Linked DNA regions of Mus musculus: region 1 is linked to region 2. A link is a contact called in ENCODE Hi-C or POLR2A ChIA-PET data. All regions are on one chromosome and are shown on one strand. Each heading gives the region's core, a stretch centred on a gene start or an enhancer-like site at or near the end of the contact. The rest is flanking DNA. Distances are from core to core; before and after follow the strand shown.

Evidence for each region. A loop is a pair of places that touch in the nucleus more often than their neighbours do. ChIA-PET counts read pairs that join two places held with the same protein, here RNA polymerase II (POLR2A).
Region 1: a loop to region 2 is called in a map of heart, with 3 times the contacts of the local background. The contact joins two enhancer-like sites. A Hi-C loop is called at or near these places in 11 of 37 maps with a recorded cell type or tissue (CH12.LX, Patski, gastrocnemius and 3 more). POLR2A ChIA-PET finds 5 or more read pairs at or near these places in 4 of 5 experiments (Patski and embryonic stem cell).

What each region holds. Positions count from the first base shown.
Region 1 is chr6:120,184,654-120,190,744 of GRCm38, reverse strand. The region is part of intron 1 of Ninj2 (ninjurin 2); the gene reads right to left. Among named protein-coding and RNA genes, the nearest start is that of Gm25327, 44 kb to the right of the region's middle. Within about 2 kb of position 3,069, at least 1 of the 3 ENCODE cell types and tissues checked has a DNase peak (open chromatin) inside an H3K27ac peak, as active enhancers do; it is heart, where a contact is called at or near this core.
Region 2 is chr6:120,144,961-120,151,360 of GRCm38, reverse strand. The region is part of intron 1 of Ninj2 (ninjurin 2); the gene reads right to left. Among named protein-coding and RNA genes, the nearest start is that of Gm25327, 4.4 kb to the right of the region's middle. Within about 2 kb of position 3,805, at least 1 of the 3 ENCODE cell types and tissues checked has a DNase peak (open chromatin) inside an H3K27ac peak, as active enhancers do; it is heart, where a contact is called at or near this core.

The sequences.
Region 1 (6,091 bases), core at 1,820-4,319, 40 kb before region 2:
CCCCACTGTGTTGCACATACGCTGGAGCCCATGTAGGCCCAATATACTGTGTGGCTGTGTAGCTCCAACACCCTAGAACCATGTAGCTCATAGTTATGGAGGACATATCTGGCACAGCGTTAAATACAGGACATGAGTCAGCTTAGTCCTCACTCAGCCCTGCAAAGATGAGAGCATCACCATGTAGTGAGCAGAATGCAAAGAGTTCAAGGAACTCACCGAAAACCACACAGTAGAGTGCCCTTCCCTTTGTACTGGAGTCAGCATCTTAACCCCTCCCCTACAATGTTCCAGAAGCTAAAACATGCTTAGGGTCTAATGACAAACATATGAACAATGCAGGATGGCACGTCTGTAATCTCAGCACTCAGGAGACTGAGACAGGAAAAAAGCAAGGACAACCTGGGAAAGAAACAAAACAAAGAACCCTAAAGATGAACTACATGGTGGTAGTCAGATGAAGGGAAGTAATCCTATAGTCTGGTCAGGGCACACTGCTCAATGGAAGTCTAGCCCTTAGTCCCAGGGAAGCTTGCTCCAGACTTGCCTGAGTCTTCCAGGCCTATGTGTCCCCAACCCCTGCACTGCTGTGGGCAAAGAAGACAGAGGTTTGCCTTGGATTGAAAATGTTAAAACATTTAACAGAAGCATCTGGGAGAACTGGTCGACCTTGGCTACTTCTGCTGTGAGAAGGGAACATCTGTCCTGTTTGCTGTGCATAGCTGGGGCTTAAGCTCCCTTGTAGAATGCTTGTCTTGTAGTATTCATGAGGCCATGGGGTTTGATCATCAGCATCCAAGTGGAGGGCGGAAGGATGGGAAGCAGGCCCTTGAGAAATATTGAACTTATGGAAGACAAGCAGACAAACCCCCAACTCAGGATTATCCGCCCATATGTGGCCCTACAGGCATTTTAAATAATCTCTTCTGACTCAGGGCCTGTCCCAGCCCAACTTTTGGTGTAGGCACCACTTAGCTTTTCCACAAGCCCCAGAGACTTGTAATGCCTCTCCACTCCTTGGACAGCCTCTGTCCACACCCAAGGCATGCCATACCACACCAATCTCCCAAGAAAAGGAAATATTCGCCCAAGCGTGATGACACTGTGTATCCAGGGTCCCTGCTCCTGCTCTTGGCCTGCAGACTTCTGCCTTCTGGGCTGCTCATCTCTCCAGCCTGTCTCCTACTCTTCTCCCCACCCTTCCCCATGGGGCGGACTAACAGCTAACCGTTTTTGAAGGCTCTGCCTGTGCCCGGAGCAGGATGCTGAGAAGCAATGGTACACATTAGTCACAGTTCCCTAAACATACTCCACCCTTCTTGCCTGTTCTGGAGGCCTGTCTGCTCTATGCCCCTGGAGGAAGTGTCCTCTTTCTGCTAGACCCCTTCCCTTGGTACAGGCTCTGTTCCCCTGTCTGTGTTGGCCTTTGGCCTTCTTTAGGCCTCTATATGGCTCCCTCTTCTGCTGTCTTCCCTGCCCCTTTGGACACGGTCTCACTGCATAGCCCAGCTGGTCTTGAACTTAAGCTGTCTCCACCTTTAAGATCCTCTCTTGCATATTCTTGGGTTGCACAGTCCCCGAGCTCAGTCCCTTGCTAGTGTTTGGTGCTAGGATGCTGGAGAAGAAACTTAAGTGTCTCAAATACACACTGCTTTCCCACAAATTTATTAAAGAAAAGAGCTTTAGGGTGTGGCATCACTTCCGGGACAGGGGAGTGGCTTGGGACATCTGTTGGAAAACCTGCTCCACCCCTAAGGACTGTCTTTTTCTCTCCTGGACTGTAATCCTCACATAGGGCTGACAGGCCCGGTGCTGTCACTGTCTTCAGGCCAAAACCCACAAAAGGGCAGACTCCTGCGGCTCTCTGTTTGGGGCAGGCCCCATGCCGCCACTGTGCCGCCCTTGGCCTTCCATGCCAAGAGCAGCCGTCTTGCCCTTAAAAATCAACAGCCTCTAATCCGCGGTAGGGCGGGGTGTCTTTTGCGTGTTATTCTGGTGATAATCCCTGACTGTCCCTGAAAGCTCCTCCAGCCTTGGATTCAACCTCCCTGGGAGGCTCCAGCTCTTGCCCAAGGCCCCAGGACTGGGCCTGGACCGTGCAACATTAAAGATGAGGGGCGTGGCCTTCGGGGGGGCTGGGGGGAAGGGCTGCGGGACTGCGGTTGTCCCGCAGGGGAGGCCAGGAAACTGCTTAGAGAGGCTCAGGTTAGCTCAGCCCCTCCCCGGCAGGAATCTGAGTCTTCGGAAACCCAAGTGAGAATTACAGGCGACAATAGGGTTGGTCCTCCACTAGAGGAGGCAGAATGTGCAGAGAGGCTGCAAGGGAGGACCTGCGTGGGAGAGCGCGGCGGGGCCTGCTTACTCTTTGCGGAGAGCTCGCCCATCTCCCCTGCAAACAGAACTTGGCCAGTGGCCTTTAGGAAAGACTACTCAGAGTGCAGTTAACCGTGGATTTACCACACACAAACTGCCCAAGGATCTATCTGTTCCCCCCACCCCCCCACCCCCCAGTGCTCACCCAAGACCAGAGCACTTTCTGGGTCAGAACTTTGCTTGGAGGTTTTCAGCCCCATTTGGCACTTAGCTCTAGAGTCCACTTTGGCTCTAGAGTTTCCCCCAAAGCAAATATTCTCCAGGTCCACCCAGCCCACCTCCGCTGCCCCGCTGCCCCGTGGATCCTACTTTTAAGAGCCAAGTAAAAGAGTTAACACGGAAAGAGCAACAAAGACAATGCTGCCTGCCGAGCACAGCTCTGAAAATGGAACTAGTCCCAAATTTGTAAGTGAAGGAACCGAAGTTCCAAGAAATTGGCTGCCCAAAGGTCAGATCTGAAGGGCTGTGTGCCCATATGGAAGTCCTTAGGCCGGCGCTCTTTTTTTGAATATGGTTCTCAACGCGTGTGGATTTGATGTGGAAGCAGAAGCAGCGGGGAGCACACAGTAACGAAGGTGCTGGGTCAGAGGCGTGGCTTGGTGACAGACCACTTCCCTTTCACTCGTAGGCTGGATCCCCAACAGGGGCGGGGGATGGGTAGGCAGGTTCTCTGACTGAATCAGACAATCAGGAGAGATGCCCGGGCATGAGGACCACTGCCCTATCCATGGCTGCCCTGGAAGTCTCTTTCTGCGCGCCTCTGCTGGCCAGTTTCATGTTGATTTTGCCTTTTAATTCATTTAATAGCACCTCCCCCCCCCCTCTGCTCCCCGGAAACCAAGGGTCAGAACAGTTCAGTGAGGTTGCCAGGACCACCCAGCTTTTAAGTATTAGAGTTCCTGGGATCTGGGACCTGGGTCGCTAAGCCACTACACCCAGCTTTCACAAACCTCAAAAGGCCCACCCAGAATTATGGCTCACACCTTCAAACCCAGTACTTAGGAAGCTGGGGTAAGAGGCTTGTTTAAGGCTAGCCTGGGCTACGTAGGATGTTCCAGTTCAACCTGGGCTTCAAGAGTGAGAGATCTTGCCTCAAAAAAGAACCAAACAGACCCTCAAAGGACCAGTCTAAAGAATTTTAATGTAGTATTTCTAGGTTTTCCCACAGGAAAACCAATGAAACGAAGCCCAGATTTCATTTTATCCTGGCAGCCAGGATGGGTGGCAGCATCTCTCCCCTATACCCATTATAGGCACACCATTGCCTTGTCTCCGAGAGCCCGAGGCCCCTTTCTTTTCATCCTCGGCCACACCAGAGCTGAGGCGTCATGGGTGCTGAAGGGCTCTGCCACTTCAGTACATCTGAGCCACGGGATTTCTCCAAGCTGTAATGGAGAACCTGAATCCAGAGAGAAGTCTAAATGTAGAATAAAAAATAAACAAAGAAAGAAGGAAGAAAAGAAACAGAGAGAGAGAGAGAGAGATGCCTTTGTCTCCAAACAATGACAAACAAACCCAGAAGTTAGTTCTGAAGTTGAAAGTCAACATTGCACACCACGATGAGAGTGAGTGTGGCCTCCCCACTAGAGCATACATTTCAAAAGGCGAGAGTTCTTGTTTGGAATGTAATGCAATTAGAACAAGAAGTACTGACAGTTTCTGGCTGTAGTCCAGGTGAGAAGACCCCCAGCAGGCCATGGTATCTGTCAGCTAGATGGGAAAAGGGGAAGGTGCTGAATTTTCCACCCCATCCAGCCCGGAGAGAGCCTGCCAAGATGCCCGCCTATTCAGTCCAGTTCAACAAACCACATCTCCAGCTCCTTCTATCAGACGCAGACATCTAGGATGCAGTGAAGATCCCTGCCTGCCGTACAGTCCTGCCCTCCTAATCTCCTAAAACGGCAAGGGTTAGCAGGGAATAAAGTGTCTAAAGTGGGGAAGCCAGGAGATAAAATGACCCTTCATGCCACCCCAACGGCTGCTGCGGGGACTGTGGACTTTGTCTCCCTCGGTGCTGCAGCACCTCACCTGACAGGGCTAATGAACAAGTGAATGAACTCTGCATTCATTCAGAAAGGGCCTAGCAGACGGAAGAGGAGTTGTGTGCCAGACCCCCTTCAATGGAGCATCTTGCTTGCTGTACTGCAGTATCCTTGGTACTGGCCATAGATGAAATAGACTATAGAGGGAATAAACAAGAGAGGATTCAGGGAGCACAGAGTCCCCAGTGCTGGGGTGACGACAGTCCTGAGGGGCCCCCTTTGACTGACTTGCCAGCATGAGTCAGCAGGACTGTGCCCACCTGGGACCCTGACCCAGCCCAGGTGCTTTGCTCTCACCCAGCCCTCATTCCTTCCTCGCCCAGCTGGTGCAGCTGGAGACCTCACATGGCGGGTGCACCGCTCTCTCTTCAGTTCTCAGGCTTCCAGTGCCGCTGTGAGATGGGAGGACACAGTCACTGAGCCCAGCCTGCACTCAGCAGTGCCTCTGATAGCAGACAAAGCTGAAGGAAACCGAGGGGGAGCGAGCAAGCCAGCAATGGCAGAGTTCTCTGTGGAGCCAGGGAGGTCTGACTGGAGGGGGCTCTCCCTATCTCTGCTGGGTGACCTTGGAGCCCCCACAAAGCCTTGCTGCTTCTCTGCTTTTGATGTCTGGAAGGACCTTCCTCTGAAAGATTTCCTTCTCACCAGAAGTCAGTGTAGGCCTACTCTGGATTGAGCAAACCCCCCAACAAAATAGCTAAAATAGCTTCTTAACTAAGGTCAAGGGATCGTACCGGAAACAGCCCAGCATCAGGCCCTGGCAAACTGGCAGATTCTCTGTCTTTCTCCAGTCGTGGGGACCAAGATAAAAATTTGTGCGTAAACCGGGCGTGGCGCATGCCTTTAATCCCAGCACTTGGGAGGCAGAGGCGGGCGGATTTCTGAGTCCTAGGCCAGCCTGGTCTACAAAGTGAGTTCCAGGACAGCCAGGGCTATACAGAGAAACCCTGTCTCGAAAAGCCAAAACAAAAACAACAACAACAACAACAAAAAAAAACGAAACTTGTTCTTAGGAGGAAGCAACCCCTCCCACCCTCTGAACTGAGCTCCATCCCCAGCCCAGTCCTAGAGCTGCGCTTTTTTTTTTTTTTTTGGAGACTGTCTCATGTGGCCTTTCAGTAGCTGAGGATGACCTTGAACTCCTAATCCTCCTGCCTCCTCCACCTTGCAAGTGCTGGGTGCATTCACCAGGAGTGTTACCTAGGTGGCCTTGAATTCTTTCTTCCTCCTCCTGGGGAACTGGAGTTATAGGCATGTACTTCCATGTCTGACCTGACCATGACCTCTTAAAAAAAAAACTCAAAAACTATATATATGCGTGCGCGTGCGTGTGTGTGTGTGTGTGTGTGTGTGTGTATGTGTGTGTGTGTGTGAATTTGCATTCATGTATGTGTATGTACCAAGTACATGCTTGGTGTCCTCAGAAGCCAGAAGGGGGCATCAGATCCCCTGGAACTGGAGTTACAGATGGTTATGAATCAACATGTGGATGCCAGGAAACGAACCTGAGTCCTCTGGAAGGGGCATGGAATGTGGGTCACAGGATTGAACTCAGATCAGCTGGCTCAAGTGGCAAGAGCTTTTACCTGCTGATCTGTCTTGTCCCTCTTCAATACCCTTGCTGACTTGGTGCTATTGTGTTTATTTGTTTCTTCTTTCTTTGTTTCTTTCCTCCC
Region 2 (6,400 bases), core at 2,556-5,055:
AAAGGCCAGAAGAGGTTACTAGATGCCCTGGAACTAGAGTTACAGATGATTCAGAGCCACCGTGTGGGTGCTAGGAACTGAACCTGGGTCAGTAAAAAACAGAAAGCGCTCTTAATGGCTGAGCCAGCTCTCTAGGCCCATCCTTTCTTTCTTACAAACTGATTAACTTGGCTATTTTATCACAGTGACAGAAAACTGGTGAACATAATTCCGTAGCGTCCCCAGCACCTTGTCCTTGACAGAGACTTGCTAGGTCTCTTTCCTCATAGCTGAAGCATCAGTGTGCTGAGAACGTCCTTCTGCTATCTGTCTACCTGTCTGTACCGTTCCGAAGCCGCTTCATTTGTCTTTACAGAAGCCAGTGAGCAGCGTGTCCTGGCCAGAGCACAGCTTGTTCTTTTCTTACCTAGGTTTATAACTCAGGGTTGGGGGAGGAGGAGAGCTGGAGGTCCTGGGATCCTGGAGATAAAAACCCATTGGGCTCGATGCTATTTTTTTTTTTTTTTTCATCATTTGCTGGGCATTCGTGGACAATTGTGCACTGAAGAGTCACCCAGCCTCGAGCTCAACAGGGCTCACGGGGTGTCCTTGTGGGCAGCTTCTGCTCTGCCTCAGCAGGTTTTCTGTCCCCTCTGCTCTTTCCTCAGGAGGTCCTGATTTCCTCACCTTAGCCTTCCTCATTTAGTCAGCGACGTTGAGCAAGTAGCACTGGGCAGTGGGGTCATGACCCTGCTTCCCAGGAAAGGGCGCCCCCCCCAAGATCAACAGTTACTTGGTTTCTGAAGGTCTTGGTGGCCCCAAAGGTCCTGTCACTCTGGTTCATGTCCATATCCAGCTCCCATGTGAAGGGTGTGCTGGGCTCTGGCCAGGAGTGCAGGCTCTGAGGTCAGCTCCCTAAAAAGTGACCACCGGATCAGCCTTAGGCCAGCCTGTGACCTTGACCTTGAGGCCCTGTGAAATGGAGTCCAGCAGGGCTCTTTATCTCACAGAGAGGTGGAGATTGAATGTAATGATTTGTTTTAAGTGTTGGCTTGGTTAAGTGTGGACAAAGTGAGAGCTGTCACCCTGGGCCTGTCATCGCCCTGTGGATCCAGGGTAGAGAGCCTTCTTGGATGCTTCTCGTGCCTCCAGCAGAGCCTCAGAGCAGCAGCACTCTCAGCAGGGCCTGGAGACTGTACGTGAAGTCACAGAGGCAGGGCCGGACCTCACTGACTGACCTCTGAGGGCAGAAGCAGGCTGTGGGACAAAGGTCTTGATGAATCTACCTACGCGTAGTTCTACTTTTCTCCCTTCAATTCCGCGTGACAAGGGAGTCTACCTTAGGCACCACTTCCCGTCTTTTCCAGAAGAATCTCATTCTCCTCCTGTGGCAAGGAACCTCTGCAGCAGGATGTGACAGTATGGCTGTGACCTGCGGCTGAGGCCTGCGGCTGTGGCCTGCAGCCCACTCCTGCTCTCTCCCACAGTGAACCACATTTGTATCCTTCCGGTCCCCAAGTTAGGGTCTGGGGCTTTGTGAAGGAAGCTGAGAACCTTAGTGCCTGTAGCCTAAGCTTGCATCCCTGACAACTCTCCCTGTTCCCCAAAGCTCTCAGAAATGGGCTGGGCTGAAGTGCCGTGGTCGGTTATCAGAAGGAAGAATCAGCCATCTGGGATCTCCCCTTTCCTCTCCTCACAGCCCCTCCTCCCCAGACTGTGTTTGTGGGGAGGAATGCAATGTCACCTTGCAAACGACCTCTAAACTCTTGGTTCCAAACCTCTAGAGCAGACGTTCTCAACCCCACAGGGGTCACACATCAGATAGCCTGCATGTCAGATATTTACACTACAATTCATTACTGTAGCAAAATCACAGTTATGAAGTAGCAATTTGTTCTGTCAGTAGGCTTGTCTGGTCCTACAAGAAATCCTGGGTGGATAACGCTAGGGGTCAATCCTGACCCGCACTGGGGCTGGGAGTACTGAGAAGGAGGCCCGTTGTTCTGGACCCACAGAGAGGCTTGGGTTATGTTATGGTAGGCTAGAGCAAGAAGAGAGTTGATGGGAGTTGATGCAGAGTCTGTCTGTTTCCTCGATGAAGACCCGGAGGTTCTGAGAGGTAACGTGATGATATCAGTCCGCAGTGTGGGCTGCTGTACAGCACTGTGCCCCAGGGGCTGCCCAGTCACAGTGGCAAAGTCTGGAGCTTCTGAGAGATTGCGCTGTGAGACTGGGAGCTCAGCCGTCTCTCACACCAGACTTTCTGTCTCGCTTTGCAAAGAAAAAGTGGCTCTTGGCCTCCAGGGAAGTAAAAGGTAAACACACGTGGTTCCCAGGAAGCCTTGAGTGGAGAGCTACTGCACACAGCCTCCATGGCTTGCCTTTTGCCCACTGCAGGGACCCAGGAGGCTTTAAAAGGCAGAGCTGCCAAAGCCTTAAATAGCCTCTCTGCTCCACAAGTGCCTGCGCAGGTGCAAATGCGCTGGTCTGCGCCACACACCCTGACAAGACAGCAAGCCAGATCCCAGCCTCTCACAGGCCAGGAGCCTCTTGGGAGACTGGATAGGCAGAGTGACCCAAAACAACAGTCCAGGAGGTAGGAGGTTTGTCTACAGACCCTGGATCCCTGGACTGAACTCAGTGAACATTTATTAGGTGGTGAGTTTGTGCTCAGTCTACACGTGGGGAGAGGACAGAATACATTTAATACTACACACACACACACACACACACACACACACACACACACACACACACACCACTTTCAAAGAGCTTGCTGGGGGTTTAAGGTTCACGCTAATTACAGAGAGGAAAGGCAGGAGCTGTATTAAAGGCCAGAGAGAACAAGTTATGAAAAAAATTCCAAAACTCAGGCTGGCCCCAAACCATTCTGAAGGGCCCAGCTGAGAGCTTAGTAGTTGGGGTTGGGGGAGGGAGGGAGGCCCACTTCTTGTGGCCAAGAGTTTATTGGGCTACACCCCTCTGCCTCAGTCAGAAGGAAATTTTCTTTTTTTTCTTTTTCTTTTTCCTTTTTCTTCCCTTTCTTTTTTAAACTGGTCTCTTTATGTAACCTTGACTTTCCTAGATTTAGCTGTGTAGACCAGGTTGGCCTTGACTCACAGAGATTCACCTGACTCTGTTCCTTTGTACTGGGATTAAAGGTGTGCACTAGCACCAGGCAGGAGGGGACTTTTAAGGACTACTTCACCCTACAGAGTTGAGTGTACCACAAGTCCTCCTAGCCCTGGAAAATATAGCATAGATGCTTTTGCACCAGGTAGAGCCTCCTGTGAGACAGCTGAGGTCAGTATGATTCTTGGGCAAAATCATGTAGTGATTAAGAAAAGCAGTGCCAGCCGGGTGTGGTGGTGCACGCCTTTAATCCCAGCACTCGGGAGGCAGAGGCAGGCGGATTTCTGAGTTTGAGGCCAGCCTGGTCTACAGAGTGAGTTCCAGGACAGCCAGGGCTACACAGAGAAACCCTGTCTCGAAAAAAAAAAAAAAAAAAAAAGAAAAAGAAAAAAGAAAAGCTGTGCCATTTCAGGGTCTGGAGATCCTATCCAGACTCCTTTAATAACCGTGTGACTTTGTCATTAACCTATGCTTCAATGCTCGAATCCGTAAAGAGAAGGTAACAGTAATCCTTAACTCAAAGGCTTAGAGGAAGGACTGCGTGGGGTAGGTCTAGCTCCCAGCTTGGCCTTCTCTGCTGTAACAGTGACATCATCACTTTGTGCTGCTCTTCGTTGCCAAGGCCTGGTGTGGTGTGTGGTTGTTTCTCTTGTCCGACTGACCGTTGATCAGATCAGGCAAGCCTCAATGAGTCCTTTCTTTCCCCAGGTGCCCTACAGACACCTTTCAACTCAGGGATGGGGGTAGGGTGAGAAAGGACCCGGATGTTCTTTATGTAGCTGTTCTCAAAGTTGATCAGAGGTAGGGAGATAGTCAGGAAGCTGGGTGTCACTGCATTTCCAAGCTTCCTAAGCTAGAACACAGTTTCCTTATCAGGGGAGAAAAGCTAGGGATAGCAGCTGGAATCTTAGAACTAAGGGGTAGGCAGGAAGACAGATTCAGGGTCATCTCTGGCTACATACCAACTTTGAGGCCAGCCAAGACTATAAGACTCTCAGAAAAACAAGAAAGTAGTGCATAATAAACAAATAGTGAAGATCTTAAATGAGAGCAGTGATTCTTAGTTGATCAGAAGAGGAAAGGATCCTCCATTAGAGATGATGGGGGTGGGGGTCTGGGGGAAGTCCTCTGAATTTAGATGTACACCAAAAACTGCCTAGAGACAAATAAATAGCACTTGCCACACAATAGACGCTGTGTTCTTTCAAACACTCAGGGATGCTGCCATGCTTCGAGTTTTAGATGAATGCACAGGAACTCTTCGCTGGCACGCATTTCTCATGGGTGGATTCTTAGAATGCAGTCACAATTACTTGCAGGAATGTCGGACCGAGTTCGAAATTTAAAGAGGCACTCCAAAGTTTGGCACCCCCTGTGTCTAGGGAAGGGCGCATTCCACCTTTCCTGCACCCTAATGCCAGCCTCGTAAGAGAACATTCCTCCCTGTCAGCTCCGTCCTCCTCTTGATAAACAGCAGCCACTAGCCTAGGTTCCCTGTGGCCCTGAGAGCAAAATGGAAGGAGGAAGGGTAGGGTAGGGGTAGTGTTGTCTGAGCAGAAAAGGGCAGTCCTATCGGCAGGTTTGGGGTGGCTGGGCACGTCACTGTCCTGGTCATAGTTTCCTATCACACATGTTTATGCACGGCCCATAGGAAATAGGGGGAGCAGAAATGTCCACACAGCCCTACCTTCAGCCTCTGAAAAAAATGTGTTTTTGTTTTGTTTAACTTTTCAGGAAGTCACAGCCCCTTTCAAACCTCAGTAAAGAGTCTGGACCCTCATACCAATTCCTAGGACACAGCCGTACTTAAAAGACCATTGGTGGTTCTCGCCCAGGTCCAGGAGCCACCCTCCCCTACACGCCACGTGGCCTCTATGGGCATATTTGGACCCTGAGATAGAAATGTTTGCATTTGAGGAAAAGCCTTGACTTAGATTTCCACAGATAACTTTATGAGTTCCAAACATCCCATGGAACCTAGGAGTGTCTCACTTTCCAAATGGCTATGGTTGGAACCTTGGATTTTAGAAGGCACCTTAGCAGGCTGCAGGCACTAAGATAGAGCCTTATAGGGGTAAACTAAGCTTCAAGAGGCCAATGGAACCAAGAGAGAAGCACAGAGTCTATTGCAAAGTCAAGAATCCTTTCTGTCTTGCAGTTTTGTATCTGTGGCCTGCAGACTTTCAAGCCCTTGAAATGGAAGCTACTTCCACCTTGGGGCAAGACCCTCAGGCTCCCTTTCCTCTGCCCACACCTGTTGCCAACACTTCTTTTACCTCAGATCCCATGTGGAGACACCTTTTCCTAGGCCATCCTCCTTCTGAGCTTGTAAAAGTCCAGAGGTTGTTTGCTGACTTGGACCCAAGCTTAGTGAACCCAAGAACATCCACTGCTATACCTAGCTTGCATACAGCAGGTGTCCCAGGGTGAGTGAGATAGCAACAGGTCTGAAAAGATCAGAGGAAAGCCAACAGGTCCACCCAGGACAAGCAATCCAGGCCAGTGGGCAATTTGTCCCAGGCAAAGGAGGCAAATTCCCCAAATACCAGGATGTTGAGCAATAGTTAAAGAATGAAACTCATTGCTATTCCAGCCCTTCCTCTCCCCCACCCTGTACTCTGTGTCCCATCCTTTTCCTCTGAAGAAGCTACTGTGCAAATGACTCACTGTGCCCTGTAAGAGTCCCCTGCTGGCTCCAAGTCTACCTCAGCTTCCACACACTGAAACCCATGGCTGCTGAGATGTCTTCACAGCTGTGTCAGCTTATGAAGGCTTCCATATGTTCAAGTCGCTCTGCTTAAGGATTTCATTTTGTTATTTTGAATTTGTTCTTTGCCTCACAGAGCTGGGGATTGAGCTTAGTGTGTTTTCCATGCCAGGAAAGTGTGCTGCCCCTGCATCATACCCCCGGCCCTCCATTTCCTCTATGTGAGTTCATTGTTTCTGTTTTGCTATAGCTCTCACTACAGGGCTAGGTTCTCGGGCCTTGCACATGCCAGGCAAAGACTCTACTACTTAGCTAACCCAGTCCTTCAATTTTTAAAATTAATATATCTAACAAATAATTATAGAGCTGTAATTAGGTTAGGATAAAATGAAATGGGGAAAATTAAAATGTACTAAATTCAAGTTTATAGGCAAATATACAGATGAGATTTTGATTCTGTTTTTTAAAGGAAATTTCTATCTGCCAAAGACAAAAGACTTACTAAACCATGGCACATGGTAGAAATTACATACATATTTGTTTGCCCTGTTACTAGCTTATTAACTCCACCATGCAGCAAGT